2 separate regions of the Mus musculus genome follow, and region 2 is linked to region 1. The links are chromatin loops, found by intact Hi-C in ENCODE. Cell type or tissue: gastrocnemius. All regions are shown on one strand. Each heading gives the region's core, and the rest is flanking DNA. Links, peaks and the distances in the headings are about the cores only.

Region 1 (15,586 bases), core at 6,128-11,127:
ACAGACACCATGACCAAGGCAAGTCTGATAAGGTCGACATTTAATTGGGGCTGGCTTACAGGTTCAGAGGTTCAGTCCATTGTCATCAAGCTGGGAACATGGCAGCATCCAGGCAGGCATGGTGCAGGAGGAGCTGAGAGTTCTATGTCTTCATCTGAAGGATGATAGCAGAATACTGACTTCAAGGCAGCTAGGGTCTTATAGCCCACACCCACAGTGACACACCTACTCCAACAAGGCCACACCTCCTAATAGTGCCACTCGCTGGGCCGAGCATATACAAACCATCACAGCTCCCTACATTCTGTAAGTTTTCATAAGTCACAAATGATTTTGCTATTCATTTTGGAAAGTAGCCAGTCTTTAAAAGGCTGGTGGTCGCTTCTAAGATGCATATAAAGCAGTGTTAGGAAACAGCAGTTTTAGCCCCAGTGACTGATACAGCTGCGTCTCCATGTGTTATTCCTTATGCCCTCTATGAGAGATAAAAGTGAAAGAGTAAGTTCTCATCATTTTAATGAAGACTGTGACTCATGCCAGTGCTTCATGAACATCTTGGCTTCTGCACTTACCATGTCCTATAGCAGCATCTTACCTCTCAGTAATAAAAATTCTCCATGTCAGTTATATTTTAAACCAGCTTGCTTATCCCAGTAAGAGAGGAATAGGCAATCAGAATTGGGGAAAATGAAACTTGAAACCTGGCCTGGTGTCTCAGTCTTGTAATTCCCAGATAGTCAGAAGGCTGAGGCAGGAGGATTATAAGATCAAAATCTACCTGAGTTTAAGGACAGCCTGAGCAACTTAGTGAGATCCTGAGGCAAAATAAAGAGTAAAGGGTGGTTTGGGGGTGGAGCTTAGAGGTGGAGGGCTTGCCCAACATGTTTCAGACTCCGAGTTTAACAGCCAGAGCCTCTGCATGCATGCATGCATGAATGAATGAATGAATGAATGAATGAATGACTGAGCACAACTTCAAGGTATGAGCAGAATAAGCCACTGCCCTCCAGTAGGTACCAACATAACTGTATGGCCATCGCTGGTGGTTTCTGTTTCCTTGATGGTATAATCTCCCCCTGAGGTTTCAGGGCCCACTGCTTTGCTATGACACAGGAAGACCGAATCTCTGCCATTTAGATAGATTTGTGTGTTTGTATGAGCGCAGTAAACACCACCAAGGAACATGGTGGCAGATTCACACGGGTGGGCGAGGAGACAGCACCTGTGGAAGGTGAGACTGAGCTACGTTGTTTTTAGAAACAGAAGGAATCCAACCTACAGAACAGTAGCCATGGGAACAGCCCCAGAGGTGCTCCTCTGAGCCATAAGGAGTGGGGGAAATCTAGGAGCGTTAAGAGAAAACAAAAATAAAAACAAAACACAGACAGCTAGCAACAAACCCAGTGTTTACGCCTGCCTGCTGCTTCTGTGTTTCTCTAAGTTTGGTTTTTCTCCAGCTTATGACTTTGGTGGGTGGAAAATGTATAGTTAGAAACATATAGATAAATGTACAGTCAGATTCCAGTGTGAGAATCTCTCTCCAGGTTTATTGTTCAGGAAGCTGACTTAATGTCTTATTTATTTATTATTGTTTCTTTTTGCTGCGGCATGCAGAGTTTGTACTTCACGCTGCCCAGGTATTTTGGTGGACAGGCTGTGAGGAGACACCTCGGCAGAGTCTGGTGGGCCCTGTGATGGTAGTCTCAGACTCCCAGATGTAGACGCAAACTTGTCTAGTTTTGAGGTAGCTGTCTTTTATCTTATTCCTTGGGGCTTTCAGTAGAAAAATAATTTACTGTAACTGATTTAATTAGCTGAATACACTTTGCAGCCAGCATCTACCCAACCCCCAAAATGCTGATCATTCAATATTAAATGTGGCTCTGCCTGGAATATTAAAAGGGCTTGACTGCAGAAAGACTTTACCCTGCCTTTATCTGTCATCAGCCACACTCTGCTGATCATAACGTTTCATGAGTTAACACGTATCAAGAGAACTTTGACTAAGACAACAAAATAATTCTAGACAGAAGTTATCTCCCCCCACCCCCCAGCTCCTTGCTAGACTCTGGGATGTTAACATATAGATTATGATGCTCAGAGAAGCAATGTAAAGGTGAGCTTTTAACCATACATAACATTTAAAAAAAGCTTCCTGTTTAAATTTGAAGCTGGGTTCAGAGAAGCCTGTGAAAACAGCCAAAAGTTGAAAACAGGAGCCTGTGCGTGTACAGGTGATGGGTGTGGGGAGTCTAGTGGTTTATAGACCTAAGGGTAGGTCAAGCCCTCGGGGGTGTGGGAGTCCCTGCAAACACCAGGACAAGCCAGGAATATCCTCACCAGGCAAGAAGGAAATTTAGCTCAACACAGCTCAGTAGCCTGTTCAAATGTTGGTTCAAACTTCTGACCCTGAGCAGTTTATTTTAGCCATATTTAACCAAGGCAAGTTTTTGGAAAACAGTTTCCTGATGCTATTTAACTCAATCCCATGCATACAACAAAGCTTAAGACATGTTTACATTGAAACTCTTTACAAAGTACATGTGGTCTCTTCCATAAAGATGGGTTCTGTTGACTCAGAATCAACGTCCAGTGGTCTTGGGAGAATGACTGAGAGAAACCTAAGAGTGTGGGGGAGTCAGGAGTAACCTAGCTGGCCCTACAGAGAGTGCAGATCCCCTTAGATTCTCAGCATTCTGAGTGGAAGACAGATATACATCTCCTCCGTGGAGGATACAAGTCTGTCACATTCTTGGTTTCCGCCGTGCTGATCTGTGAGTCCGTGGACCAGTCAAGAGAAGGCACTTTGCAGGATTGATAGGCAAGAAGATCTTGTGTGGACGGTACCACCAGCAGATGCTCACTGTAGACAAAGCTGATAGTAGTGCTTCCAAATAGAACCATGGCCCAAGCATGTGGATCAGATGGTCTAAAGTGTTCTGAGGCCCCTGGGTCTGTCTCTGAGGACTCTAGTGAGTCATCGAGAAATCAGCTAGTGTTCTGGTCTCATGTGAATGGGGAAGCAATAGTTTACTGCCTATGTACGCTACGTACAGCTATGTACAGCTATGAGAAAGCAGATCTTCACTCAGTGTTGCTCTATGCAGACCAACAGTGACATTCAAAGTAAATTGAAGGAATGGAGTGTGTGTGTAGGGGGTGTTTCTCTGTGGCAGAGTACATACCTGCCATTCAACAGGTCCAGATGTAGCCCCCAGTGCCACTCTCCATATGGGAGTAGGTGGGGACAGCATCAGATTCTTGCTACATCAAGTCTTGCCTGTGGCATCTTACGCACCTGGGTGCCCACCTTTATCCTTGTCCTTAATGCATATGACTGGGTCAGATCTTAGAGTCATTCCGCAGCCCCAGAGTGTTGACAGCTCTACTTCTTTTTTTTTGTTTGTTTGTTTTTTTGTTTTTTTTTTGTTTTGTTTTTGTTTTTTTGAGACAGGGTTTTTCTGTATAGCTCTGACTGTCCTGGAACTCACTTTTGTAGACCAGGATAGCCTCGAACTCAGAAATCCACCTGCCTCTGCCTCCCGAGTGCTGGGATTAAAGGCGTGCACCACCACGCCTGGCAGCTCTACTTCTGTTTACATGTATTTGTTAGTGTTGAGGTTTGGTGAGCCTGGTTCGGTTCCTTTCATGTAAGACTTGGATTACAAGGGTTGTTCAGGTGGATATCAAAGCATCAGCCTTGTTACACAACACGTGGAGCCCCAGAGGTAGGTCTGTGTATTGGCAAGTATTTTCATGAGACTCTAAAACATCAGTGATTCCAGGCGCATGTTTGAATTGAAAGAGATCTGACCTCCTTCCTTGCATGCCAAAATTGAGCTATCCCAGAATCCCATTGCTCGGTGGTATCTTGCATAATAATGTGTCAGAACTTGATACCTGGAGACAACGTACCTCTCTTACCACTAAACAAACACTAAAGGCTTTCTTTGAACTGTGGTACCATGTCTGGAGGCACCAGGAGGCACTGACTATGGAGGCAAAAGGAGTCTGCACACCCGTGCAGGATGCATGCCACGTGACTTCCAGTGGAGACCAAATTCAAATTTAAGACTGTACCACCCACTAGGTGATTTATGTTGGAACAGGGCTGGGAAGCAGATTGGTTAGTCAGGAACAGATGTTCCACACTGGTTTGGGGCAGCCAAGATTTTTTTTTTTTAAGATTAGATTTTATCATTAATGTGTGTGCATGTGTGCATGTGTTTCTCTGTGTTGGTTTGTGCTGTGAGTGCAAATGCCTGCACAGGACAGTTGAGGGCGCTAGACCCAGAGTCACAGGTGGTTGTGAGCCACTGATATGGGTGCTGAGAACCAAACACAGGTTTTCTATGGGAGAGTAGCCAATGTTCCTAATGGCTGAGCCAACTTTGCAGCCTTTTGGCGTCTATTGTTAGGCTTGACTCACCAGACTTGAATTACTGAGGGAGAGCTTTCACATCTATGGATGACTATCTTGATTATTAGCTGATGTGAGGGTCCAGCCCACTGTGGGCAGCACCATTCTCTAGGCGGTGATACTGGGCTATGTAAGAAAGCTACCTAGGCATGACCCTGGGTGCAAGCCATCTATCAGAATTCTCCCGATGGATTGTGACTCAAACTTCTCCTTGAGTTTCTGCTCTGACTTCCCTCTATGATGGATAGTGGTCTGGAAGCTGAAATAAACCATTTCTTCTGTAAGTGGCTTTTGGCGGGTGGAGTTTCATGTCAGCAACTGAGAGGAGGCAAGGCACATGACCTCCCAATTCCTCTGTCCCCACGTTTGTGAATGTCAGTCTGCTCTTTCTGTAAAGGTTGTACAGCATGTCTTAACTCATGTCATGTGCCTTTTAGTGCCCCACAAGGGTTTTCTGTTACTGGTCAAGAGGAATTCACATTTCTTACCAGATTCCATAGGGCCCAGCATTCCGTCGAGCATCCCAGCCTCTCTCTCCTGTGTGACTGTCCCGTGGTCACATGTCCTCTCTCTTTCTTCATTGGTGCTTTTTACATTGTCTGTTCCTTTTGCCTGGAATGCTGTTCCTATTGTAGTCCGTGTGCCTGGTTGCTTCTTTAGAGTCACATCCAGTGCCTCTCAGGGTGAGCCTATCAGACACAGCTCCTCACTTACTGTCTGTCTTAGCGAGTTTCAGAGGATGTCCCTTCTGGATCACTTCTGTTCTTGTAGTTATGTGTTTCCTCAATGACAGTGACTTTTATGAGACTAAGAACCCCGTGCGTTTCTTTGACTGCAATGTATACAAAGTGTCCTGGACTCACCTAAGCCAATGAAGAATGTAGATTCTATGATGAGAAAGAGGACAGAGCAGTCTGCATGAGGCGGAGAGCAAGGAGCTGGAGACTGTTTGGTACTGCAATGGGAGCCAAGACTCCTGATTCATGGATGATGAATCCCAGCAGGAATGTTGACAGCGATGGACTCAGAAGCTGGGTTCTGGGTCTGGCAGGGTTATACTGGTCTAACTAGGTATAAATTGTGTCCCATGAATGGCTCAGGAATGGAGAGAGAAATGACACTTTGAAGACTTAATTCTTATTGCTTTATGTATAGAGGTGTCTTGCTTGTATGCGTGTATATGTACCATGTGTATGCAGTACCTGTAGAGTCCTAAAGAGGGCATGGCATCCTGGGAACTGGAGTTACAGAGGGTACCCAGCCACCCCGTGGGAGCTGAGAGTTGAACCCAGGCTCCTGAGCAAGAGTAGCCAGTGCTGTTAACCACTGAGCCGTTTTTCCAGGCCCATGAGAAGAGCTAATTTTAAGAAGTAAGTCTTATAGGCCTTAGGGTCACGGAAAGAGAAATATCCTAGAAGATGGGGATCACTGCCTAGGATGGAGCACAGGCAAACGTATGCACACACCATGCTCAGGATACAGTTTGCCGTGTGTTGAGTTTCCTGTTTGTGAGGTATGGAGGCTTGTTTCTGTCATCCTGGAGTATAGATTTGGAGAGTTCAAACTATCTTCCCAAGGTATGATAGTCAAGGCTGTGAGAGTGGAATTCATCCCTGAACTTACTGGCTTGGGGGTTTTGATGAGAGCTGGCTCACTCTTTGAGGTGTACCTGATGTGATGACGTTGGTGAGCAATACCCAAGACAGTGAGGTCCGTGGAAGAGGACTGTAGCTGTCCAGACCGGAACTTCTGAGATGTATTTGAGATATATCTGATCAAGGATAACTTTGTATGTCTGTCATAAAACCCAAACTAAAATGTATCAGACAGAAGGTATAGAAGAGAGGGCGTGGAGACCTGGGCTTTGGAAAGCTTTGGTGATGGGCAGGCCATAGGGACTTGAGGATGCTGCTCTCTTGCTGGTCCCTGTCTTCATGGCTCACCTCCTGGTAGCAATATTTACATTGAAATCTTTTGAAAATCACTTACTATAGTGGGTGCTGTGGAGGAGGACAACTTTGTGAGTGAGGCTGGATTAAGCTTAGGTTTGAACCAGGCTTACTTGCCTATCTTGTCAGGCCTGGATTCATTTTTTAAGCATAAATTATTTGCACAAACTAATAGCATTATTTGTGACATACTTCTGAGTGTCTATAACATATTTTGGTTGCTCCAACTTCAACACCTGTGTATATGGCCTCCCTGCCTCCTTAGATGTCAGTGGGCAGACCATAGAGCAGGGCTACAATTGAGATGCAATATCACAAGTTACCAGTAGGCGTCACTGTTCCATAAATGATGTCTCTTGGAGTAGCTGAGTACAAACCTTTAAATTATATAAATGTTTTCATTTCTTCTCATTGATACTTTGAATTCTCACTATATAATTTTAAATATTCAAGCCAGGTGAGATCAAAACTGTTTCTACCTAAATCTAGTTCAGGTTTTATTCAGAATTCTAGTCATTGGTGTTATTTTAAACAACTCTTCCCCTGTTTAATTTTAGCTACTGTAATATTAAATCGCTTCCTTCGGTATTACTTTGGTATTTAATAAAGACATAGGTGCATCTTGGAATCCTGAAAAACACATGTTTGTCACTTCTTCTGTGTGTTTGTGGGTAGTCTCTGCTTTCTCTTCATGTGTCAAGTTCATACCATCGCAGGTTGCCTGCCAAGCTCTTGTTTTTGAAAATAGCAGGCACACATTGATTGCTTTATACCTGGGTTCAGGATCTTTGTATGTAGATAGACTTTTTTTTTAGAATGAGAATTCGAATACAGAAAAGGATAGGTGTCCATTTGGCATTCAGTGCTTTTTCACTAGGGCCCAGCATTAGCATAAGAGAAGGCCTGGGGGTGCGTAGATGCTCAGTCACATTCACCACACTCATGTGAGCTCAGCGTTAACAGAGTAGCATCACCAGGAAACTAGATATACTCATGATATCTCATGATAGTGCGTGTTCTGTCCAAGCGCTGGGAACAAACCATGTGTGTCTGGAGTTAGTTGTTCCTTGGGGCTCACATTTGGAGAAACACTTATGATTGACAATTGGTTATACTTACTATAACATCTTAAATAAATTATCCCAATGTAGCCACAATCTAAAAGTTTATTTGAAAGGGCAGGGGGAGAGTTGTACAGTGTACATTTGACACCTGCTTTTGCTGTGGCTTGTGGTGACTTCTGTCCTGATATGATCTGTATACAGTGTGATCACTTTTAAAAAAGACCTCTCCCTACTGGTAGGCAGGAAACCGTGTCTTGTGTTCACTGCCAAGAAAGTCCCCAGGCACATGACAACACATGTGTACACTGCATATCAGAGCTGCAGGGTGTGGTTGGAGGAGACACGGACGGCTGAGCCACTGAGGCGGCTCTGCCAGCAGCAGCCTGTGGTTATGTAACTCCTGCAGTGTCTGGCGCTGTGCTTCACTGGAGACAAGTCACGTGCTGTGCAATGCCATTGCCTGAAATTCAGTTGCTCTGAAGGATCCGTGAGTCTGCGTGAGAGAAGCTTTGGCCGCTCTGTACTAGAAAGCAGATGTTGATCGGCTGCACATAACTGATGAGTGTGCACACTAATTCCAGCAAGGACATTTGCTGTCTGTCTGTCTGTATCTCATTATGCTCCTGAAGAGAGAAAATTAAGTATTATGTAATACGGACAAATAATGAAGTGGAGGGAAGCAACTCAGTCCTCCTCACTAGAAAAACTTGTCCCACATCACTTAAAAATATTTTTATGATGATTCAGCAATTAATGCAACAACAACAACAACTATTCCTACTACTACTACAAAAGTAACATACTGGACATTATTTTTGGGAATTTGTGTAGGTAGCAACCAGTATTTTCCCCCAATGCGTGGTCTATGAAGGAAAAAGGAAATTTGCAAATTTTAAGGAACATTAGTGAGAAAAAATTAAATTATGAGTTCAAGTGGACTTTTCTTTTTAAAAGATTTTTATTTTATCTTTGTTTGTGTATGTGCATCTGCATATGCAGGTATCCACATGGGCCGTGGAGGGTGCCAGACCCTTGGGGCCTTTGTCCTTGTGGGGCCATCTTTCCGGCTCTTCAGATAACCTAGAAGGTTATCTGAAGTTAGAAACTTTGGGCAGATTTTACTTTCTTTGTGAGAGTTGTGGAATTGGGACCAGTCAGAAATTCACCCTTATTATATGGCTGAGACTTCAGATTGCATCTCTCAGAAGGAGATCTGGAGTCTGCAGGAAGGCAGCGGTCGGTCGGTGTAGGGAGAGAGGCTGAGGGTTCATTTATCTTCCCTGGGGCCTCACAGAGAACCCAGAATACAGCCAACTTGGGCTCAGCTCTCCTGACCGCCTCTGGCTTCCTGCCTGCAGGATTTCAGCAGTCAGACCGATGCTAATGGCTGTGAGTAGAAATCAAAGGCCCTGAAGCCCAGACTCAGTCCACTCTGCTGTGTCAACAGGGATTAGCTGTTCAGTTCTGTGATTTTGGGTAGGTTCCTCTTAAACTGTAACAAAACCAATGTTGTTCATTTTTTTCCCTCTTGCAAAAGGTCTTTTTATTTTTCTCTTATTCGTTAAAACCTCCGGATGGGAGTTTGTTGAAATCCCCATTTTTATTCCAACCTTATCGTACATATGTGGATTCTGCGTGTTGTTTTCTAACACACTCAAAATGAGATTATAACAATCAGCTCTTTCATAGATGATCTGACTTAGGCGGGACATTCGACACACGTGTGTGATTTACTTTCCTGTCAGCAGAATGCATGTTTGTAGGAGGCATGATCGTTCCACTGGACCAAAGGGTAGCAGGGCAGGGTTAGGCTGCTAGTGGTGATGGGATATGGGTTTCAAACAGACCATTGAGTGTTTCACATGTCTGTGCAAGTGGTCCACACCAACAGTGTGCGAGCGGTTCACACCCACGGCTGCAATTTAGGGCAATGCTGATTAATTATCCTTGGGATGCGGGTCCCAGGAGGTCTGCTTTTGATTTAATTTATCTAATATTCATGTGCATGTGTCTGGTGCACATGTGTGTATATGCATGTTTGCATGTGTGTGGTGGACTCAGGCTTGCATGGGTGCATGCGGAGGCTGGAGGTTGATATCAGGAATCATCCCAGCTGCTCTTTCATACCAGACACAGGTTTCTCAGCCAGACCCGGAGCTCTCCCGAAAAGGCTAGTGTCTCTCAGCTTGTCCTGGGGGTCCCCTCTGCCTTCTGAGGTTGTAGTTACAGCTCACCTGCCACACTTGTCTTCCCGAAAGAGTCTAGGAATCCAAACTCCAGCCCTTACACTTGCATAGAGCACACACTAGCTGCCTAGACAACTCCCCAGCCCCAGCGATGCTCCCTAGGTGGCTGTGATGTGAGACTCATGTCTACTTCCTGTCTAATATTCTCACCTTCAGGGACAGCATCTCCACACCTCTATTTATGCTGTGCTTCTGATGTGGATGGATATGTTTGGCCCTCCTGTGGGTTCTACAGAGTGAAAACATTTAAAAGAAAAATTGAACCAAATAGTACTTTTTTTTATTATTTTTTATTCCATAAAGAATGTAGAATAGGGATTGGAGAGATGGGTCACTGGTTAAGAGTACTTGTTTTTGCAGAGGACTGTGGTTTAGTTCCCAGCACCCACATGGAGGCTCACAACTGCCTTTAACTCTAATTCCAGGGGATCCAACTCTTTTTCTGACTTCTGCATGTTCCTGTATACACATGTGTGCTCACATACACGCATACACACACACACACACACACACACACACAATAATAACTCAGAGACAATTTCAAGTTTACCAGTGAATATATGTACGTTATATGCAAAGACCATGCTGTTAGGCCTCCAATGCAGGTATGCACACACACACACACATATACAGCATGAGTGTGCGTGTGTGTGCACATGTGCTTATGCCGCTCATCTTATATATTTAACCAAACTACACATAACTTATCCTTGTTGTTTCTTGGCAAAAGCATAGTAGAAAATATCTCTAGTCAAGACAATCATAAGCTATTCTGCGGCTAACACAGTGCTGGTGTTCTTTAATAGCTGAATGGCATGTGCTATAAAAAGGCTAGCTAGCCTCCAGGTCTGCAATCGAGACTCTCAGTATAACTTTGTTAATGAGCTGGTGATGGAAGGGCAGCTTGTTATCCTCAGCTACTGTGGTTTTCCTCTTACATCTTTACGCAGCAATAAAGGAGCTGGCTGTCCTGCATCCTTCAATTGAGTCTGGCTTTTTGTTTATTTCTTTTCTTGGCTTTATTTAAATGATAATGCAGATCCAATAAATGGCTTTGGCCAGGACTACCTAAGTCTCCTTCTTTCTTTTTTCTTTCCTTTTTTTAAAAATTAAAATTGGTTATTGTATTTATTTACATTTCAAATGTTTTCTCCCTCCCCAATTTCCCCTCTGCACCCCCCCATCCTTCCTCTTCCCCCTTCCCTTGCCTCTATGAGGGTGCTCCTCCACCCACTTACCCACTCCTGCCTCACTGCTTTAGCGTTCCCCTACACTGGGGGCATCAAGCCTTCACAGGACCACGGGCCTCCTCTCCCATTGATGCCAGATAAGGTCATCCTCTGCTACATATGCAGCTGGAGCCATGGGTCCCTCCATTTGTACTCTTTGGTTGATGGTTAATTCCCTGGGAGCTCTAGGTGTTTGGTTGGTTGATATTGCTGTTCTTCCTATGAGGTTGCAATACTCTTCAGCTTCTTCAGTTCTTTCCTGATTCTTCCATTGGGGTCACTGGGCTTAGTCAGATGGTTGACTGCAAGCATCCGCATCTGTATTGGGCAGATGCTGGCAGAGCCTCTCAGGGGGCAGTTATACCAGGCTTCTGTCAGCAAGCACTTCTTGGCATCAGCAATAGTGTTGGGGTTTGGTGTCTGCAGATGGGATGGATCCAAAGGTGGGGCAGTCTCTGGATAGCCTTTCCTTATATTCACCATCCCCCATACTTTGTTGGCAAATGATTATCTTGTTTTGCTTCCAATATTTATATTAGAGGCGGCTATTGAGAAAGCAAAATTAAATCTGTGTTTCATGACTCCCCAGCATCATGAATTAAACTTTGTGAGTATTGCAGAGGGATCTGCATACAAGGAATGAGCTTTAAAATGGTCGTAGTTAATACCAGGGCCTATGGAGTTACTTTGCACAAATGTACTTTTTCCTGAGAGTGTGCCCACAATGGTGCCCCTAGCACACGACAACAAAGGGTTTGAGTGGCAGCCACTAAGGTATATATATATATATATATATATATATATATATATATATATATATATAAATTTCAACTTTGGTATTTGTACCACATAATAAATAAAGAGCAAACCTTAGGGTCACAAGTCCCTTCTGGTCAGTGCCAGCACCGGGTCACCTCGGGCGCGGAGTTGGCAGACACCCCTAAAGTCCCTAGAGGACTCTCCACACGATCTTAGGACCTCTGGTGAGTGGAACACAACTTCTGTTTCAATCCAATCGTGCGGGACCTGAGACAGCATTAGGGAAGCAGAAAACTGGCCTGACTAGGGTCACAAGTCCCTTCCGGTTGGCTAGAGTATCTAGTCACCTTGTGTGTGGAGTTGGCAGCACCCCCACGGTCCCTAGAAGACTCTCCACGTGATCTTAGGACCACTGACCAGACAGCCCCACGCTCCTCAAAGGAGACACCATTTTCAAATACTGTAACCTGCCCAGGATCTTTGACAACAGAATCCCAGGATAAAAGGAGCTTGGTCACACCAGTATTTCAGGGTCTCAGAGGAACTTGACTGCCAAGAACTCTGACACACCCAGAATCTCAGGTTCACAGGAGCCCACAAGCAAAGGATCACAGAGAAAGCTGGACTCTGAGGAGTCCTGAATCAACTGGGATTATAGGAAGGACAGGCTCCAATCAGATATATTGAGGACAGCAAATACTTGACATAATCAGATGGCAGGAGGCAAGCATAAGAACAGAAGCAACAGAAACCAAGGTTACTTGGCATCATCAGAACCAAACTCTCTCACCATAACAAGTCCTGGATACACCATCACACCAGAAAAGCAAGACATGGATCTAAAGTCACTTCTTATGATGATGATGGAGGACTTTAAGAAGGAAATACAGGAAAACACAGGTAAACAGCTAGAAGCCTTTAAAGAGGAAACACAAAAATGCCTTAGAGAGTTACAGAAAAACAATACCAAACAGGAGATGGAATTGAACAAAACCATCCAGGATCTAAAAAGGGAAATAGAAACAATAAAGAAAACCCAAAGGGAGACAACTCTGGAGATAGAAACCCTAGGAAAGAAATCAGGAACCATAGATTCAAGCATCAGCAACAGAATACAAGAGATGGAAGAGAGAATCTCAGCTGCAGAAGATTCCATAGGGAACATGGACACAACAATAAAAGAAAATGAAAAATGCAAAAAGATCCTAACTCAAAACATCCAGGAAATCCAGGACACAATGAGAAGACCAAACCTACGGATAATAGGAGTAGATGAGAATGAAGATTTTTCAACTTAAAGGGCCAGAAAATATCTTCAACAAAATTATAGAAGAAAACTTTCCATACCTAAAGAAAGAGATACCCATGAACATACAAGAAGCCTACAGAACTCCAAATAGACTGGATCAGAAAAGAAATTCCTCCCGACACATAATAATCAGAACAACAAATGCACTAAGTAAAGACAAAATATTAAAAGCAGCAAGGGAAAAAGGTCAAGTAACATATAAAGGCAGGCCTATTAGAATTACTCCAGACTTCTCACCAGAGACTATGAAAGTCAGAAGATCCTGGACAGATGTTATACAGACACTAAGAGAACACAAATGCCAGCCCAGGCTATTATACCCAGCCAAACTCTGAATTACCATAGATGGAGAAACCAAAGTATTCCATGACAAACCCAAATTCACACAATATATTTCTATGAATCCAGCCCTTCAAAGGATAATAACAGGAAAAACAAAAAACAAACAAACAAACAAAAAAAACAATACAAGGACGGAAACTACGGCCTAGAAAAAGCAAGAAAGTAATCCTTCAACAAACCCAAAAGAAGACAGCCACAAGAACAGAATGCCAACTCTAACAACAAAAATAATAGGAAGCAACAATTACTTTTCCTTAATATCTCTTAATATCAATGGACTCAATTCCCCAATAAAAAGACATAGACTAACAGACTGGCTACACAAACAGGACCCAACATTTTGCTACTTACAGGGAACCCATCTCAGGGAAAAAGACAGACACTACCTCAGAGTGAAAGGCTGGAAAACAATTTTCCAAGCAAATGGTCTGAAGAAACAAGCTGGAGTAGCCATTCTAATATCGAATAAAATCGACTTCCAACCCAAAGTTATCAAAAAAGACAAGGAGAGGTACTTCATACTCATCAAAGGTAAAAATCTTCCAAGAGGAACTCTCAATTCTGAATATCTATGCTCCAAATGCAAGGGCAGCCACATTCATTAAAGAAACTTTAGTAAAGCTCAAAGCACACATTGTACCTCACACAACAATAGTGGGAGAGTTCAACACCCCACTTTAATCAATGGACAGATCGTGGAAACAGAAACTAAACAGGGACACAGTGAAACTAACAGAAGTTATGAAACAAATGGATTTAACAGATATCTACAGAATATTTTATCTTAAAACAAAAGGATATACCTTCTTCTCAGTACCACATGGTACCTTCTCCAAAATTGACCATATAGTTAGTCACAAAACAGGCGTCAACATATACAAAAATATTGAAATTGTCCCATGCATCCTATCAGATCACCATGGACTAAGGCTGATCTTCAATAACAACATAAATAATAGAAAGCCAACATTCACGTGGAAACTGAACAACACTCTCCTCAATGATACCTTGGTAAAGAAAGGAATGAAGAAATTAAAGACTTTTTAGAGTTTAATGAAAATGAAGCCACAACATACCCAAACTTATGGGACACAATGAAAGCATTTCTAAGAGGAAAACTCATAGCTCTGAGTGCCTCCAAAAAGACTAGAGCGCACACACTAGCAGCTTGACAATACACCTAAAAGCTCTAGAACAAAAGGAAGCAAATTCACCCAAGAGCAGTAGACAGCAGGAAATAATGAAACTCAGGGGCGAAATCAACCAAGTGGAAACAAGAACTATTCAAAGGATCAACCAAACGAGGAGCTGGTTCTTTGAGAAAATCAACAAGATAGATAAACCCTTAGCCTGACTCTCTAGAGGGTACAGGGACAGCATCCTAATTAACAAAATCAGAAATGAAAAGGGAGACATAACAACAGATCCTGAAGAAATCCAAAACGACATCAGATCCTTTTACAAAAGGCTATACTCAACAAAACTGGAAAACCTGGATGAAATGAACAAATTTCTAGACAGATACCAGGTACCAAAGTTAGATCAGGATCAGATTAATGACCTAAACAGTCCTGTATCCCATAAACAAATAGAAGCAGTCGTTAATGGTCTCCCAACCAAAAAAAGCCCAGGACCAGATGGGTTTAGTGCAGAGTTCAATCAGACCTTCAAAGAAATCTAATTCCAGTTCTTCTCAAACTATTCCACAAAATAGAAACAGAAGTTACTCTACCCAATTTATTCTATGAAGCCACAATTACTCTGATACCTAAACCACAGAAAGACACAAAAATAGAGAACTTCAGACCAATTTCCCTCATGAATATCAATGCAAAAATATTCAATAAAATTCTCGCTAACCGAATCCAAGAGCACATCAAAACAATCATCCATCCTGACCAAGTAGGTTTCATCCCAGGGATGCAGGGATGGTTTAATATATGGAAATCCATCAACGTAATCCACTATATAAACAAACTCAAAGACAAAAACCACATGATAATCTCGTTAGATGCTGATAAAGAATTTGACAAAATCCAACACCCATTCATGATAAAAGTCTTGGAAAGATCAGGAATTCAAGGCCCATACCTAAACATGATAGAAGCAATCTACAGCAAACCAGTAGCAACATCAAAGTAAATGGTGAGAAGCTGGAAGCAATCCCACTAAAATCAGGGACTAGACAAGGCTGCTCACTTTCTCCGTACCTATTCAATATAATACTTGAAGTCCTAGCCAGAGCAATTCAACCACAAAAGGAGATCA
Region 2 (15,586 bases), core at 10,471-15,470, 300 kb after region 1:
AGAGTGCTGGCTTCAAAGGTGTAAGGTCCCCAGGACTGGAAAACCATACCTGTAACAAAAGATAGACGTTTTCCTGTAAATAAGGATTCAAGTTTTCCTGTAAATATGGCTTGCCTCAGCCATTACAGATTGTTTTGCTGTATCCCAGTTTCCTTTTATTAATAACATTTTCTTGTTTTCTTTGTGATTTGCTGAGAGTATTTTTAATTTCACAATAAAGATACTGGTTTCTGTTTCTGGCTCTTATCTGACATTATTAGAGGGTGTCCTTAATCTTGGTCTTAATCCTCTAAGCCTACTGAGACTTATCAAGGGTCCTACCTATCATGGTCATCCTTGGGTGCCTGAAAAAAAAGTATGTTCTCCAGTAGTTGGAAGACTTCCTTCACACCAAGAGCAGGGAGTGAGGCAGCCTTAAGGTGCTCTCAAATTTCCCTGGTTTTGATGCTTTAGTCAACGGTTTCTGTCCATTATGAGGACGGTTCTTCCGTTGTAAAATTCCCTTCCCGTCCTGACCTATCTGTTTCACTAGCTTCTGGGCTCCTGTTATTAGGAATTCTTAGGATGATTACATCTTCCTGGTGTCCTGACAAGAAAGAATCATAATTTCCTGCTTTTAAGGTCATCTTTTGTCACCTTCCCAGCCACTCGCCCCCCCTCAAATCCCTCATAATTCGAATAAAGTTACTGATATCAATGGGGCTCAGGACACATCACATCAAAACATGAGCATGGGAGATCTGAATGTGCCCCTGCAAATACAGTGTAAAACCTTCCTCCCACTCCCTTCTTACGGAGCGTGTAAGAGTTCTAAGCTTTCTTTTGGACCTCCTTTAGATTTATTTATTCCTCTGGGTCTCTTCTGAGCTGACACGAAACACGCACGGTAGTCAGCTTCCTTTTGTGTTTCTCTTGTTGATCTGTCTTCTGTTATGAAGAGACATAGCATATTCATAGTGAGAGGAAAATGTTAGTTGATTGTGATGACTAATAAATAAAATGGAAACTCTTCTATGCATGTGTCAAGCCTTAGAAGGGCAGTGTAAACCTCGGAGGGGGCGACCTTAGAGAGCTCCTTGGCTCTTCTGGATGTGAGCACGCAGTTGGCTTTGAAAGCAATTCTAAAAGGAGAAATTTCTTGCATTAATTTTGTTTTTGTAAACATCATTATACTCCATAGGTGGCATAAAGGGTGTAAGGCAGGCAGGAAGGCAGGAGCAAGTCTCAGTTCTCCAATTCTAAGCCACAGGAGCAAGCAGTCACTGTTTCAGGAGTCCCTGCCTCCCATCCTTCTGCTAACCTAGGCCTAGTCTTGGAAGCTTCTAGCCTGTACAATCTTATCTAGGCCTAGGATGGTTTCAGCCTCTGAGACGTCCTGCTGAATAAGCTCACCCCTTTTAGCTCTTTCTGATCTCTGGCTGGCTGGTTTAACTCAGCTGCTCTGGCTCAAATTCCTCTCCAAGCTGACCAGTTCAGTCTGGCTTCCCTTCAGCCTCTGCATACTCTGCTGGGCCTCAAACTAACCTTGGCAATCTCTTCTAATTTTCTGGCTCCTTCTCATTCTGTGGTTTGTTCCATCTTTACCTATGTCTAGCTTGTTCTCTCTCTGCAACCTGTCTCTCTATAACGCCCCCTGTAAAACTACCCCCTGCCCTTTCTCTGCACTGCTCTCTCAAGTCGCCTCTCCTTTCTGTCTCTTCTCACGAGACTTGGGTGTACCCTATCTCTGACTCATTCTGTCAAATCTTTCTCTGTTTCATCACTTTTTCTGCCCCTCAGTTAGAAGTCACCTTCAACCATGGCTGCTTCTTTTTTCAAACTAATTTTTCTTTCATTCTCTGGGAGTGCAGGTGTGTGTTAAGGGTGTGTCTGTGTTACAGCTAGAGCAGTCATGTTGATGGATTAACATTCCTCTATAACTTCCTTCCTCTAAGATTTTTCTCTTAAAGGGAAACAGAATATCACACAAGGAAAGTGTTTCTAAGCATTTCATGGTCGACACCCCAGAGCACTCAGTTGCTTTGAGTCCTTTCAAAGAGTGGGTCTTCTAGGGTGTCACTGGTCTCTCAGAACAGAGAGACTGTGGTTAAATAAGCTAACAGAATGGGGTTCCTGTCTGGCCCTCTGAGGGAGTCCTGTGCCCTTAGCAAATATGGATAACCATGCCAGTGGTGATTCCAGGGTTTTGCTTCTTCAAGCCAAGCTGTGCCATCTCTTACCAGGTGTGTGTGTGTGTGTGTGTGTGTGTGTTTGTGTTGCATTCAGTGGGAAATCATGCCAGATTTTTTTTTCTATCATGACCCATGACATCATGTCTTAAAGGTCGGCTTTGAAAGGTCAATGTCAAGTATGACATGTGCAGTGCTGTTCCATTTTAAGCATTAGTTTTTATTAAAGGGATTCAAAGAAATGCTCACATGTTTCCCAATACAGCCTTTCCTTTCATACTTCTGAGAAAGTATCCATCTCTCTAAATGTCAATTTTGGAGCAATCATCATCGATAGAAAATGTTCCCAGGAGACTCAGGGATTAAAGGCCTCACCCCCTCTGAAACGCTCAGAGATAGACTTGGAGGAAGTGATTGGATCATGGGTGTTCTGACAATGTCAGAGGAATAACCTGTCACGGAGTCATGCCTTTGGTGACCTCATTGGGAAACAGTAGAAGCTACGAGGCTGGGCCTGGATGGAAGGAATGTGGCACTATGACATGTCTACAGTGTTATGTGTCTGGCCCCTGCCTCTCACCTCTCTGCCTCTCAGGCACCATGAGGTGAGCAGCCCACCTTACTGCATACTCTTTGCCATGATATTTTACCTCACTGCAGTCTAAAAGCAACCAAGAGAGAGGCTAGAGAGAGCAGTCAGTCATGAAGAACACAGGCTGTCCTCCAGAGGACCTGGGTGTGATTTCCCCCACGCCCACATGATGGCTCACAACCTCCTGTAAGCTCCGTTCCAGAGGCTCCAGTGCCGTCTTACTAAACCCATGAGCCACACAAGTAGGAGGTGCACAGACATACTTGCATGCAAAGCGCCCATATACGCAAAATAATCAAGTTCTATAGAAAAGAATAAGATAGCGGGCCATAGGCAGAAACCTCTGAAACCGTGAACTAAAATAAAGCTTTTCTCCATCAAGTTGCTTATAACATGTATTAAAAAAATCACAATGATACAAAGCTAACACAATAAATTATGAAAACACATTTTCCCAATCTGTACTAGTTATTTTTCTCAATGCTGTAACAAAACAGTTCAACAAAATCGACTTAAGTATAGAAGAGTTAATTTTGGATTGTGACTTAAGGGTGTATTGGGGTAGGAAAGAGTAGTGGTCGGAGCAGGAGGCACTAATCACGCTGTGCCGTAGTCACAAGAGAGGCGGGCACTGGGTCTTGTCTCCACTTTGTTTGGTCTGACACGCTCCCTTTTCAGGCTGGCTCTTCCCTCCCCACATAACTTTACAGATACACTGGTGTGCGCTCTCCCCCAGGCGTGTCTCCTGGGTGATTCTAAGATCCAACCAACTTGACAAAGAACCATCTCATAACCCAAACCAAGGATGTCTTCCGTGTGTGTGTGTGTGTGTGTGTGTGTGTGTGTGTGAAGAACCCATGTGTGTGCTAGTATGTAAGTACACATGTGTCTATTACATGTATTACACAGAGGAAATGAGCTCTGTGGCCCTCCACAGCTACTTGGAATGGGAAACGTATCCTGAGTGGTGCCCAAACCACTAACCACAGTGCACAGTCCCTTCGTGACCCCATCAGCACTGCCTATGCATTCCCCTCTGTAGTCTGTAGCATTCCCATCTGTAGCACTTGCCCCTCAGACACAATGCTCTGGTTCAGGAACCTCATCACCTTTCTATTATCTCACTTTCGGTGCATTTCCTATCACTTCTAGCTGGAGGGCTGTGGTTAGAATCCATCATTGGCCAGGACTCACAAGAGACCCGCCCCCTGCCGGTTTTCACTCACCTCTCACCTTTTCCCTAAGACACTATTCAGCACAAGCTTTGCAGTGAGCCACAGGACTAATGTGAGACTGTGGGCTAACTAACAGCTCCTCTGCTCCCCATTCCTTCCACCCACCTCAGTCTCCACTGGCCCAGCACAGCAAGGGTACATCGTTTTGATCAGCTCTTCCCACAACATGTACTTGGAATGGGAAATGCATGAATAATTGAACAGTCCAGGCACTACTGCTGATGTGTAATAGAAGAGTTTTTGGGCAGTGTGACTAAGCAGGCTATTACAGAGATACGGCACTCACTCCTACAGAGACGCTCTGTGAGGGACTACTTCAGTGAGTCATTCTGGGTAAAGGGTGAGGCAAGGCCAGAGATACAGTTGTGGGGACGGCTTCCCTAGCTCCATTTTTTTTTTCCTGCCTCAGAAGCAAAGAGCTGAAATAGAAACCTTTAGCTAGGCAGGAAAGGAGACAGGGAACAGCAGGAGCCGGGTCCCATCTCTGCCCCAGACTGAATTACTTCCATTATTGCTCAATTTGAGTTAGGGTAAAAGCAGTTAGATTGTATTCTTCAGTGCTTTTCTCGCTCGCCTTTCAATAGATATCTGAAGTCTAGAAATTGATATAATTTAAGTTAATGAAAGGAAATCTCAACAGCTGCATTGAATTTCATACTATCCTTTCCCTCTCCCTGGGTCCAGCCTCGCCCAGCCCCTGTGGCCTCCTGTCCTGTAGCCAAAGGCCCCAGTGTGGAGTGGTAGAGAGACTCTCAGGCCACAGTCAGCCTCCCAGCTGAGCCCACATGAGTCACTTGCTAAGATAAGCTGGAGCCAAGTATTTTTTTTTTAATTTATTTTTAAATTGAACAGGTGAAGAATGTTCCTTAGCTGTTCTGGAGGGACAGTGACAGCCAATGACAGCCAATGACAGCAATGATGGCCAATGACAGCAAATGACATCCAACACTGGCCAACAATGGTCAATGACAATCAATTTCTCATCTGCCTCCTGGCTCCAAAGCCTGCTGTTCTAGCTTTACATTGCTTATTTGGCTCCTCCCTGGAAATAGTGGGGAGTGGGGGGGAGATCTGATATTTTTTGGAAAGAGTTTGTACAATGAGCACAGCCCACCATTTTCCAGTCGATGTGTATGTTGGCTGTGCTGCCTTAGTGGTTGTAAAACAGAGAGACAATAAAATCAGAAGCAGGAGATGTTTTCTGCAGCGTGAACCTCGGGACTCCTGGATCAGTTTCTTTTCCTTCTTGCCATTAAATGGCCCTCAGAATGAATCCATGTCAGACTAGTTCACTGTCGTTGGAAATTTTATCTAGGTCCCCGTGGTGGTTGGAATTGGAAAGGACCCCGTAGACTGAAGACTGACACCATAGGAGGTGTGGCCTTATTGGAATAGGCGTGGCCTTACTGGAGGGAGTATATCACTAGGGGATGGGCTTTGGGGAAGCTCAATAATTCATCTCTTCCTGCTGCCTATGGATCAAGATATAGAGTTCTCAGCTCCTTCTCCAGCACCATGTCTGCCTGCAGCCACCATCCTTCCCACCATGACAATAATGGGCTAAGCCTCTGAAACTGTAAGCCATCCCCAATTAAATGTTTTTTTTTTTTTTTATAAGAGTGGCTGTGGTTATGGTGTCCTTTCATAATAGAAACCCTAACTAAGGTGATCTCTCTTCTACTTTTTAATTGTCTTAGGCTCCAAGTGATACCTCCTGAGTGATCAACACAAGGCAGAAGGATGGCTACAGCAGACATGTTTCCTGTTTCCCTACTTGACCTCTTCACACAGCTGAGAAAGGCTGGCTTGGGGACCCCTGAGCTCCTTGGAAATCCACAGTCATTGTCCCCTAGAGGACCTTTAACTTTGACAACCAGACAACCAGAGGCACAGTGAGGCACCTTTGCAGGAGGATCCAGTGCCTACTGGCAGCATGATCAAAGGCTAAAAGCCAACCCTCCTTCTGCAGATGGACAGGGAGGAGAATTGTCATCTCTGGTCACAGCTCTGCCCCTGTAAGAACAGCAGGACACACTGGCTTCAGAAGGTTCATGATAGCCAAAGCATAGATTTTCAAAGGCTGGAGTCATCCAGACATATTTCTGAGGCACAGTACTCTAATTCTGCTGTTTAACGAGGGGTATATTCATCTGAGTGCCGGTATATGCGGACATGTGTTTGCAGGTGCATATAGAAGCCAGAGGACAACTTCCAATGTTCCCCGGGCACTGCCTCCCTGGCTTCATGAGACAGAGTCTCTCTTACTAGTCTAAGCCTTGTTGGCTGGCTGGCAAATGAGTCCAAGGGTCTGCCTGTCTAAGTCCCCTCAGCCCTGGGATTCTAAGCACACGCCACCATGCCTCCTTGGTTTGTTTAAGCCATGGATCCCAGGGTATCAAACTCAGCTGCTTCTGCTTTCAAAGCCAGTACTTTAATTATAGAGTCATCTCGTCATCCCCTGAGATTGCTCCCTATATTAAGTGTAAGCAAGTCAGAGCTGTGTGCATCGCGTACAGGTAGAAGGAGAAAAAGGACTGTGGTGCCACATCCACAGAGAACTGCCTTATCTCTCTCGGCCCCCATCGTTCATCACAACGGAATCCTCTCTCCTTGCATCTCTGGACCAAATCTTCAGATTCAGATATGGGGTGGGAAACAAGACTGGTAAGGGAGTCATGATAATAAACGTAGTTTGCACTCTTAGGATGTTCCAGACGCTCTTCCCTGCGGGTGACAGACGGTAGCCCATGTAAGACCCCCAAGGCACTCACAAGGCACCTATACTCTTGTCACAACACCCTCCTTTGATGAGTGATGGGACTTAGGGTAGTTGAGGATTCTGTCCAACTGCAAATAGCTAGAAAATGGCAGCAAAGCCTACACAAGGGCTCAGCAAACGGACCAGGGAGACTTGTGTTTTCAGACACAGAATCATAGTGAAGCTTGCTGGGGGCGGGGTCAAGTGGTGGTGGTGGTGGTGGAGTCACGGGATGGTGGTGGAGCCATTGCAATGTGTCCATGCTGGGAACACATTCCTGCCTCTTAGAGATCCCCAGTAGTAGATGCTGCCATATCTCACCACCCTTTCCAACTTACACTCTAAAGCACTAGGGCTGGGACAAGATGGGGAACGTCTACTTAACTTTCTTTTATTTTAAAAGAAAAAGAAAACAAATGAGGGGAAATGTCCGAAGATTAATGACTAGTGTCCACATAGAAGAACCACCGAGACCTTGGAAGGCACATGGCTGACACCGTGTCCCGGGAACACAGACCAGGAACCCTGAGCTTTCTGAGAGTGACGGTGCCCGATTTCAGCTCCCAGACAAACAGGAAGACACTTTAAATTCCCAAGGATTTCAGCTCCCAGACAAACAGGAAGACACTTTAAATTCCCAAGGTAAAGTAAAATAAAGGAAAGGAAAATCATGGCAGATTTTAGCATAAGTCTACACTGGGTAAGCAGGGTAAGGTTGAAGCTGGATGACCCTGGGCAGACAATCTCCACTTTCTCCTGTTTGATCTCGTGTAAAATAAACGTGTCAGGGTAAGAGTCTTCTTGCTTTACAGCCTCGATATCAGATTGCGAAGTATCTTTCTCCCGTTAAGAAAAGTGGTATAGGAATTTGCTAAAGAGATTATAATAATATTTCCTTTTGGTTTTGTTTTGTGTTTTTCCCCTCAAATCAAATATATATATATATATATATATATATATATATATATAGAGAGAGAGAGAGAGAGAGAGAGAGAGAGAATATTAGTAGCAAGACCCAAACTTTAAAAAAAAAATCTCTTTTGTTTTATGTCCAGGTCCCAGCTATACCCCTCATATATAAATGGGGGTGTAAAAAAGAAAAACATTGTCTCTAAAATATATGTATTAAAATCCAGTAATTTCATTAGACCCTCAACAGAAACCCCTCTCACCAAGCAATTTGTGACCCCTCCAGGAAATCCTGAGTGCCCCGTGGAAGTATCACACTCGTTCCTTCGTGTGGCCTTCTGTTATGGTGTGACCATGAAGACCATCCACAGGCCTGTGGTCAAGCTTGATTGCCAGCTGATGGACTTGGGCATGTGATTGGGTCCTAGGATCTCTGACCCAATCAACGAGCTGAGGCCTTAACAGGTTCACAGTGTGATGTATGTAAGGGATTGGGGAGCAGGAGGCAGGGCCCCTTGGAGAAAGTGAGTCCGTGAACGGTGTGTTCTTGGGGACTAGATCCCACCCTGGCCTTTTCCACACCCTACTTCCTTGCTTCCTGCCACCTTATCCTGCAACCATGACAACCATGATGCTGAGCTTCAGCCCGGGACCAGAACTGACAGAGTTGGCTGTGGCATCCACCATCACTGAAATCAGAAATTAAAATAAACCTTCCTTCTTTGAAGATGTTGATGAGAGGCATGGGTGGCGTGCTGCAACATAAACAGGGGTAGGAGGAGGGAGGAGGGGAACCTGACAGACCCTTCCAAACTCTCTCAATCAGAAACTGCTGCTGTGTTCTGGGAGAAACAGGCATGAAATGCTTGTGTGCGGGTATCTAAGGGTTTTCGTGCCACAGACCCTCCATGGATCCTCCTCTATAGTCTGGTTTTGAAAGAAAAACAGAGGCAGAAAGCTCTCTTGGTGTGGGAGGGGCAGAGCTTTGGAGTGGTAATGGTGTGGTATGCCCTTTGACCTTTTGCTGTTTGCTCACGGTCAGGTCAGAGCCATGAGACTTCCCCTGAAAGCAATGGCTTCTTCCCTCCATTGCTATACAGTGATGTGTTAGTGTCTATTTTTAATTTACAAGCGTTCTGCAAGTCTACAGCGGATCTGTTTTAGCTCCTTGGAGTCTACAGGATGTAAATGCACAACCCTCCACATTTAGATTCTGACAGACAGGACTGGTATAGTTTGCCTCTTGCTACAAACCATAGTGCTCAGGGAAGGCAGTGTAGCTTTAAGCAATGCTTTAGAAAGGGTCTCTGGGACTCCAGGGCCGTCTTGACTGTCTAGATGGGAGACTGCAAAGCCCAGGAGTGATGGTTTGCCCAGAAAGGTCCTTAGTAGGGCTTTTACAAAGAGCTGCCCCACTATGGGGTCTGAGTTACCACTGCTGTACAAGGTCCTGGGACAGCAACAACAGTGAATAAGAAGAGGGCGACTGTGTATTAGTTCATTTCCTGTCGCTGTGACAGAACAACAGACAAGTGTGACTAAACACTGGAGAATGCGCGTTGACTCATGCTTCAGGTAGGGAGAGAGTCGACAGGGAGGGAAGGCAAGGTAACCAGAACATGAGACAGATGGTCACACTAACTCAGGAGTCGGGACTCAAGAGTGGGGCATGCTTATGAAGTCTCCCCATGACCCACTTCCTTCAGAGAGGCTGTACCTCCCACAGTTCCACAATCCACCCCCCCCCCAAAAAAAAAAACAGCATTACCAACTGAGACCAAGTGTTTCAACACCTGAGCCTATGGGCAACATTTCACATCCAAACCATAATACTCCCAGCTGGGTTTGAAGACAAAGGCCCATATAATCCATGCAAATGTTTCACAGATCTCCCAGGTCTCCAGAGCAGAGGCGGCAGGATGTCCTTCCATGCAGCTGTCCCTAGACTCCCTGAAAGGCCTTTGGAGTGCTTATCTAACAAACAGCCTCTGCACATTTGGTGCGGCATGGCTTCCCAAGGGCACTGAGCCTCGGGCCTTCCAGATGCCAGGGCTTGGAAGCATTGGTTCACTTTCTTCACTGATTAGAAAGCATGTCTGAGTTAGGAACACAAGACAAATCATCAGAATTCCACGCAGTGTTTTCAGGGAACAGAGAGAGGAGTTGCCTTGGTTATCCACGTCAGAAGACAGAAACTAGCTGTGGTGGTGAGTGTTACTATGGCCTTCAGGAGTTAACAGGGCTTCTCTGGCTTCCTGCTGTGTCTGTGATTTCAACATGTAGATGGTTACCACAGATCTCTTCACCACGCCATCATCACTGTATTGGCCAGGGAGCACTAAGGGAACAGACTAAGAACACACAATCACACCACACACACACACACACACACACACACACACACACACAAGATTTACAGTGGCTTCCATAACACGGCCCAGCTAATCCAACAATGGCTGTCTCTCACTGGAGAGCTAAGAGTCCTGTAGTTTCTTGGGCCATGAGGCTGGATACCTCAGTAGTTCTAGAATGGTCTAGAGGATTCCTAGAGAGCTGCTGGTCTTCAATCTATATTGGAACCCTTAAGAATTCTGCTCTAGGTTCTAGGGAAAGATAAATCAGTGGTTAAGATCACTGGCTGTTCTTCCAGAGGACCAGAGTTCAATTCCTAACACCCACATGGCAACTCACAACTATCTGTAGTTCTAGTTCCAACGGATCCAATGCCCTTACACAAACATATATATATGTTGTGTAGGCAAAAAGCCAAAGTGTATGAAATAGAAATAAATAAAAATTTAAAATGCCACTGTAACTTAAAAAAAAAAAGAACACAAGAAATAAAAAATAAAGAATTTGGCTCTAATTCGGGTGAAGGAATGCCTCAGCAACAGGGTAGATGAACTTGCCAATAAGGATGAGGGCCAGCAGGCAAAAAGCAGTTTCCTTCACTCATGTCCTTTTATCTGGACTTCCAGAGGAAGGCAAACACCCTTCCAGAGGAAGGGTGAGTCTTACCACCTCAGATAATCTAAGAAAATATCTCACGGGAGTGACCAGTGGCTTGTCAATATGCTTTAGTTGATTCCGGATCAAGTTGACAGATGGCTGTCACAGTCACCATCAACAGCAGCATCCCCATCACCGACTTCATCACCTTCATCAACATCCTTCACACAGTGCAGGCTGTGGCCATTACTCTAAGTCATCTTTATCACCCTTCAGGTGAGGCCCAAAAAAGTGGTACAAAGAAATTAGTTGGTCTGCCCAAGCTCACACAGGAATTCAGACTTAGACAGTTTCATTCCAGAATTATCACAGAACGACTGTCAAGGATGGCCACTTAAGCTCATATACATAGAAGGGAGCCTCCAGATACCATCTGCGGCTTTCCCAAGACTAGATAAGGAGACACATGCTTTTGCATATTATTCTTATGTGTTAAAACATGCAGGCTACATGAGTGTTGGTGGCACACTCCTTTAATCCCAGTACTCGAGAGGCAGACAGGCTGATCTCTGAGTTTGAGGCCAGCCTGGTCTACAGAGTGAGTTCCAGAACAGCCTGGGCTACACAGGGAAACCCTGTCTTGAGAAAAATAGTACATGTACATATGTATATGTGTGTGTGTGTGTGTGTGTATGTATATGTGTATATATGTGTGTGTATATGTTTATGTATAGATATACATATATGTATTTATGTATATAACATACATATGGATATATGCAGACTATTATTAGGCAACTACATACTTTATAAATATTACTATTTAATAGTTCTACTGAAATGATGCATGTTATTTCAAGTTTAGTCTTTTAATAAAGTCCCTTAAATCCATGATTTATTTATCTTATCTTTACTATTACCTAAGTCAAAGTGCTTTTGAGATAAGAAGAGAATGTGGAACAAAAAAAAGAAGGGATAGGGTCTGGGAAGTTGGTTCAGTAGCTAAAAGTGCTGGCTTCTGCTCAGTGGACTGGGTTCATTTCCCAGCATGCACATGGCAGCTCACAACCTTCTGTAACTTGTTAAAGGGGATGTGATATCCTTTTCTGCCCTCCTGACCCACTGCCTTTACATGGTGCACAGGCACACATGCAGGGGGAACACCCACACATATGCAATAGGAAACAGATTTAAAAAGAGAGACAGTGAGGGCATCCGACATCTCTGTTGGCTTGCTAATTCCCTTGATTTGGGACAGTAGGTGTTTTCATAGCTCTTGGGTGCTGTGTGAATGAAACAGCTACAGAAAGAGCTGCCATGCCATGGGAGGGGTGTTCCGAGGATGGTGCCTGTCCTCCAGACATAAACATTCCCCGAGCCCCCCACCCCACCCCACCCGTAAGGATCTCTTCTGTGTTACACCCATTCTGTCAGGAGCTTCCCACTCACGTCTGCTGACCCCTTCATAGCCGGACAGCAGGGAATCTCTAAGACACTTCCCCAAGCAGGGTACAGCTCTACTAAGTAGCCCATGCACATGGACGAATACCAGTTGTATTCAAATAAAACAAAAACAACCAAACTACCTCCTGCTAAGTGAACTTCAACTTGTCAGCAGGAAAGAAGGTATCAAAATCAGCAGACTCCCTCGTATAGTACAGGGTAGATGCTCCAAAATTTTACCCTGTAAAGTATGAGGTTAGCTCCTGCAAGAAGCTTCAACCTTCAACAACCCTTGAGAAAAATCTTTCTTTTAACATGCAAATGGGGAGATTCATTTAGCTCTCCATTTTTAAAAAAATGTACTTAAGAGTGTGTCTGTCTGTGCTGGTATATGCGTTTGGATGCCTGCAGAGGCCAGTAGAGGGCGCTGGATCCCCAGGAGCTATCAGATACGAATCTGGGAACCTAAGCCTGGACCTCTGAGAAAGCAGACAGCACCCTTAACTCCGAACCATGTCTCCAGCCCCCAAGATCTCTGTTTTGAAGCTCAGTAAATAAATATGACAAGCGGGAGCACATTTGTCCCCCAAATGCAGCCCACTCCACCAGCCCTGAAAGCCTTGCCTAGGATCCCTTGTCATTAACAGGAATGAGGCACACTTCTGCCTGAACCTGGTCACTCAGATAGCTGGTCCCAGAAGAGAAAGAAATAACGAAGGCCTGCAGTACCCTGGGAAGACCAAGGTCTGTAGGGGAAGAGAGAGCGGCCACCTATTCTCCCCGGCCCTCAGGAGCCCCTCTTCCTAGGGCTTAGGCAGCAGAAACTGATGGAAATGTCACCTGCGCATGTTTGATTCATGCAGGTCTCACCCCGCCTGTGCTGAGAAAGCTTCTTGGTAACCACACACAAAGGTCCCTTTAATTTTTAATTGAATCCTACGAGGTCTTGTTTTTTTTTTTTTTTTTTTCTGGAGGTGCCAGCTTACAGTAATTACTAGAATCCCCAACAGGGCCAATCAGAGATTTGCAGAAAATAAAAGTGGATGAAGAGCCCTTACCCAATTGGCTGCTGTCACTTCGCTCTCAAGGCTCGGAAGATTCAGGGCAGAGGTCACAGTTCTTGCCATCATGAGCTATTAATAGGAGTCGTGAAATCAACCCCTGCCTGGCAAGATAAGAGAGCCTGATTATATCGCCTGGGTATCTCTTCTCTGAGGGCCAAGACACCTCCCGTTTCATCAGCTGTTTATCAAAATCAGATTATAAAGGAATAATCAGATCAGAATTGTTTATGCCCGCCTCGGTCTTGAGTTACAAATGGCTTTCCTGTGCGGCCTGAACGAAGTGAACCACCGTGACCTATGGGTGAACCTGCCTTTGTAGTCCCTGCACCTTGTACTGAACCTGTAATTCCCCAAAGACCACAAGCATTAAGCCTGGCTGTTGATTGCTGTGAGACAGGTGAGGCCGGTTCCAAGGGCTGAGGAGATGCGGGCGAAAGATTCTATCTTAGTGATAAGTCATAAGTCAGTAAGAGGTTGTTCTGAGTGCTCCCAAGTAGAAGACAATGGAGCATTTAGTAGGTTCTGGAGTTACGTAAGATGGCGTTTTCCAAACAAAGAGGAGGCAGGACACTCAGCCAAAAGAACTGAGAGTACAGGAGGTGGTGTGGTCTGGTGGTTCTAGGGAGAGATGTGGGGGCCGAGGCTTCCTGGGTTCAGCTTCCAGCCGAGACTCTGACTCAGGGGGAAGCAGAGCCAAGTCTCTTGGCTTGAGGCAGAGGCTGTAAAGCCAGGGGAGACAAAAACCACAGGTCTGTGCTCATGGACTGGGGAAAACACATTTTGGGAATTAAAAAAAAAAGATCACTCTGTTAAGTTACAGTTTGGGAGTTTTTCCTGCTTATTGGCTGGCATCCCCCTCTGGGCTGGTATGGAGCCAGGCCAGCATCTGAGGGTGTTCTGTGTGAGATGAAGAGAAGCCCTGGGGTCTGAGAAAAGTCAGTCAACCTTGGTGTGCTTTCAGCAATGCTCCTGGAACCAGACAGGGGCCAGGAACTACTGCATGAATTCTCCCCTTCAGTTCACCCTCTCTTCACAGTAAAAGCCCTCTGCACCGGAGTGAGGAACAACCCCTTCCCCTTCATTTTCTGGTCGTCTCCTTTCAATAGGTCACTCTTATAATCAGCAGCCACTTTAGCTGCGGGCTGATAGCACAGTCGTGGCTGGTGGGAAACAGTCTCCACGTCCCACCATCTCTGAAGCTCTGTCAAAATTCTGGCCAGACAGAGTAGGCGGCTACCTACATGGTTGGGTTTAAAGCAGCTGGCCAGGTCTCCACTTTCTGGCATCCACGATTCATTTCTCTAGATCTGAAAAATTTGTTGGTCTTTAGGAAAAAAAAAATCCGTAGCTATTAATGTGTAGCTGGCATTCAGGGGAATCTCTATATTAGCCACTAATGCTTCACAATACCTTATCAGAGAAAGGAGAGGCAGGTTTTCCAGGGGGCGTGGGGGATTCATGTGTGTGTGTGTGTGTGTGTGTGTGTGTGCGTGTGTGTGTGTGCTCCTGTGTGTGATATGTACAAAATCACTAGAAGACTGCAGAAATCCCACGGAGAAGAGAGAATCAATCCTCAGGTAGAAATACCCACCTTAGTCATTTCCCCCAGTTATCTGGAGCAGCTTTTGACACTGTGTGGTGGGTGCAGGATTTGTTCCAGGGACTTCGCTTTTGCTCTAACTCAAACCAGGCCAGACAGAATCCAGGTTTCTCTGTGGTTCCCTCATCCAGCCCCCAAATATGCCTAAGATGTCACACCCCTACACACTTTTCCCCCTGGTCCAACTCAGTGTTTGAAATCTTAAGTTCCCTGTATTTAAGTGAAGGAAGCCCTCTCTCCCTGGAGAACTATTCACCCTCTTTTTGTCATTTTGTTGCCATCTAAACATCCCCAAAAGATGAAAGGCACACAGGAAGAGGCTGCCTGCGGAGACACAGCCCCTTTTGTAAGAGTATATGGATTCTACCCTGGCTGGAAGAACTTAAAATAACTTCAGTCACACACTTTCCCATCTGGCTTTTTTGAGTTTGACAGTTTGCCTGCCTGCTTCACCGACTTCAGGTCCTCTCTGGACACCAGGGGTCTAAGAGACTCACGTCTAGGAAGGTGGAGGAGACAACTGGTGGATTCACAAGAAAACAGTCACCTCTGGTCACAGCGCTTATTCCTTGAGTCAGTCTCTTGACAAGAACCACACCTGACCAGGCAGAGACAACACCATGACCATTTCCGGGGAGAAAGGTCAAGAAAGAAGTTCAACTGCAGATGGAGACACCTCACCTAGAGAGCAGTAGTCCCATGCTTTTAGGTCCAGAGTCTACAGAGCCTCTTGTTCTTCAGTTTCCTACTTCAGTGTTAAGTACCAGCCTGCATTGCCCAGATGAGACTCTAGGCCTGCTAACCCATCTGCAGCCACAGAGGATGGGTGGCCCCACCAAAGCTTGGGGTCCCTGGAATCTTGAAGTGA

What was found. Peaks named below come from ENCODE experiments on the same cell type or tissue, not always from the same donor. Only the 100,000 strongest peaks of a DNase experiment are listed, where the experiment ranks them.
Region 2: it touches region 1 in a loop (2.0-fold over the local background); 2 of 42 quality-filtered maps call a loop at or near these places.

What each region holds. Positions count from the first base shown.
Region 1 is chr6:146,263,547-146,279,132 of GRCm38, reverse strand. The region is part of intron 37 of Itpr2 (inositol 1,4,5-triphosphate receptor 2); the gene reads left to right. Among named protein-coding and RNA genes, the nearest start is that of Gm35596, 52 kb to the right of the region's middle. In gastrocnemius, for the core only: no CTCF peak of the experiment used is centred there; DNase peaks (open chromatin) are centred at 6,687, 7,819 and 8,771; H3K4me3 peaks cover 405 bases; H3K27ac peaks cover 2,934 bases.
Region 2 is chr6:145,966,657-145,982,242 of GRCm38, reverse strand. Gm32838 (a long non-coding RNA gene) reads right to left here and starts at 13,346. Exons shown (of 4, transcript XR_001785421.1): 1 at 13,113-13,346; 2 at 1-49. Gm38928 (a long non-coding RNA gene) reads left to right here and starts at 4,755. Exons shown (of 3, transcript XR_869599.2): 1 at 4,755-5,571; 2 at 5,693-7,395; 3 at 7,949-8,312. In gastrocnemius, for the core only: a CTCF peak has its summit at 12,458 (motif pointing right); DNase peaks (open chromatin) are centred at 12,494, 13,831 and 13,949; H3K4me3 peaks cover 359 bases; H3K27ac peaks cover 2,914 bases.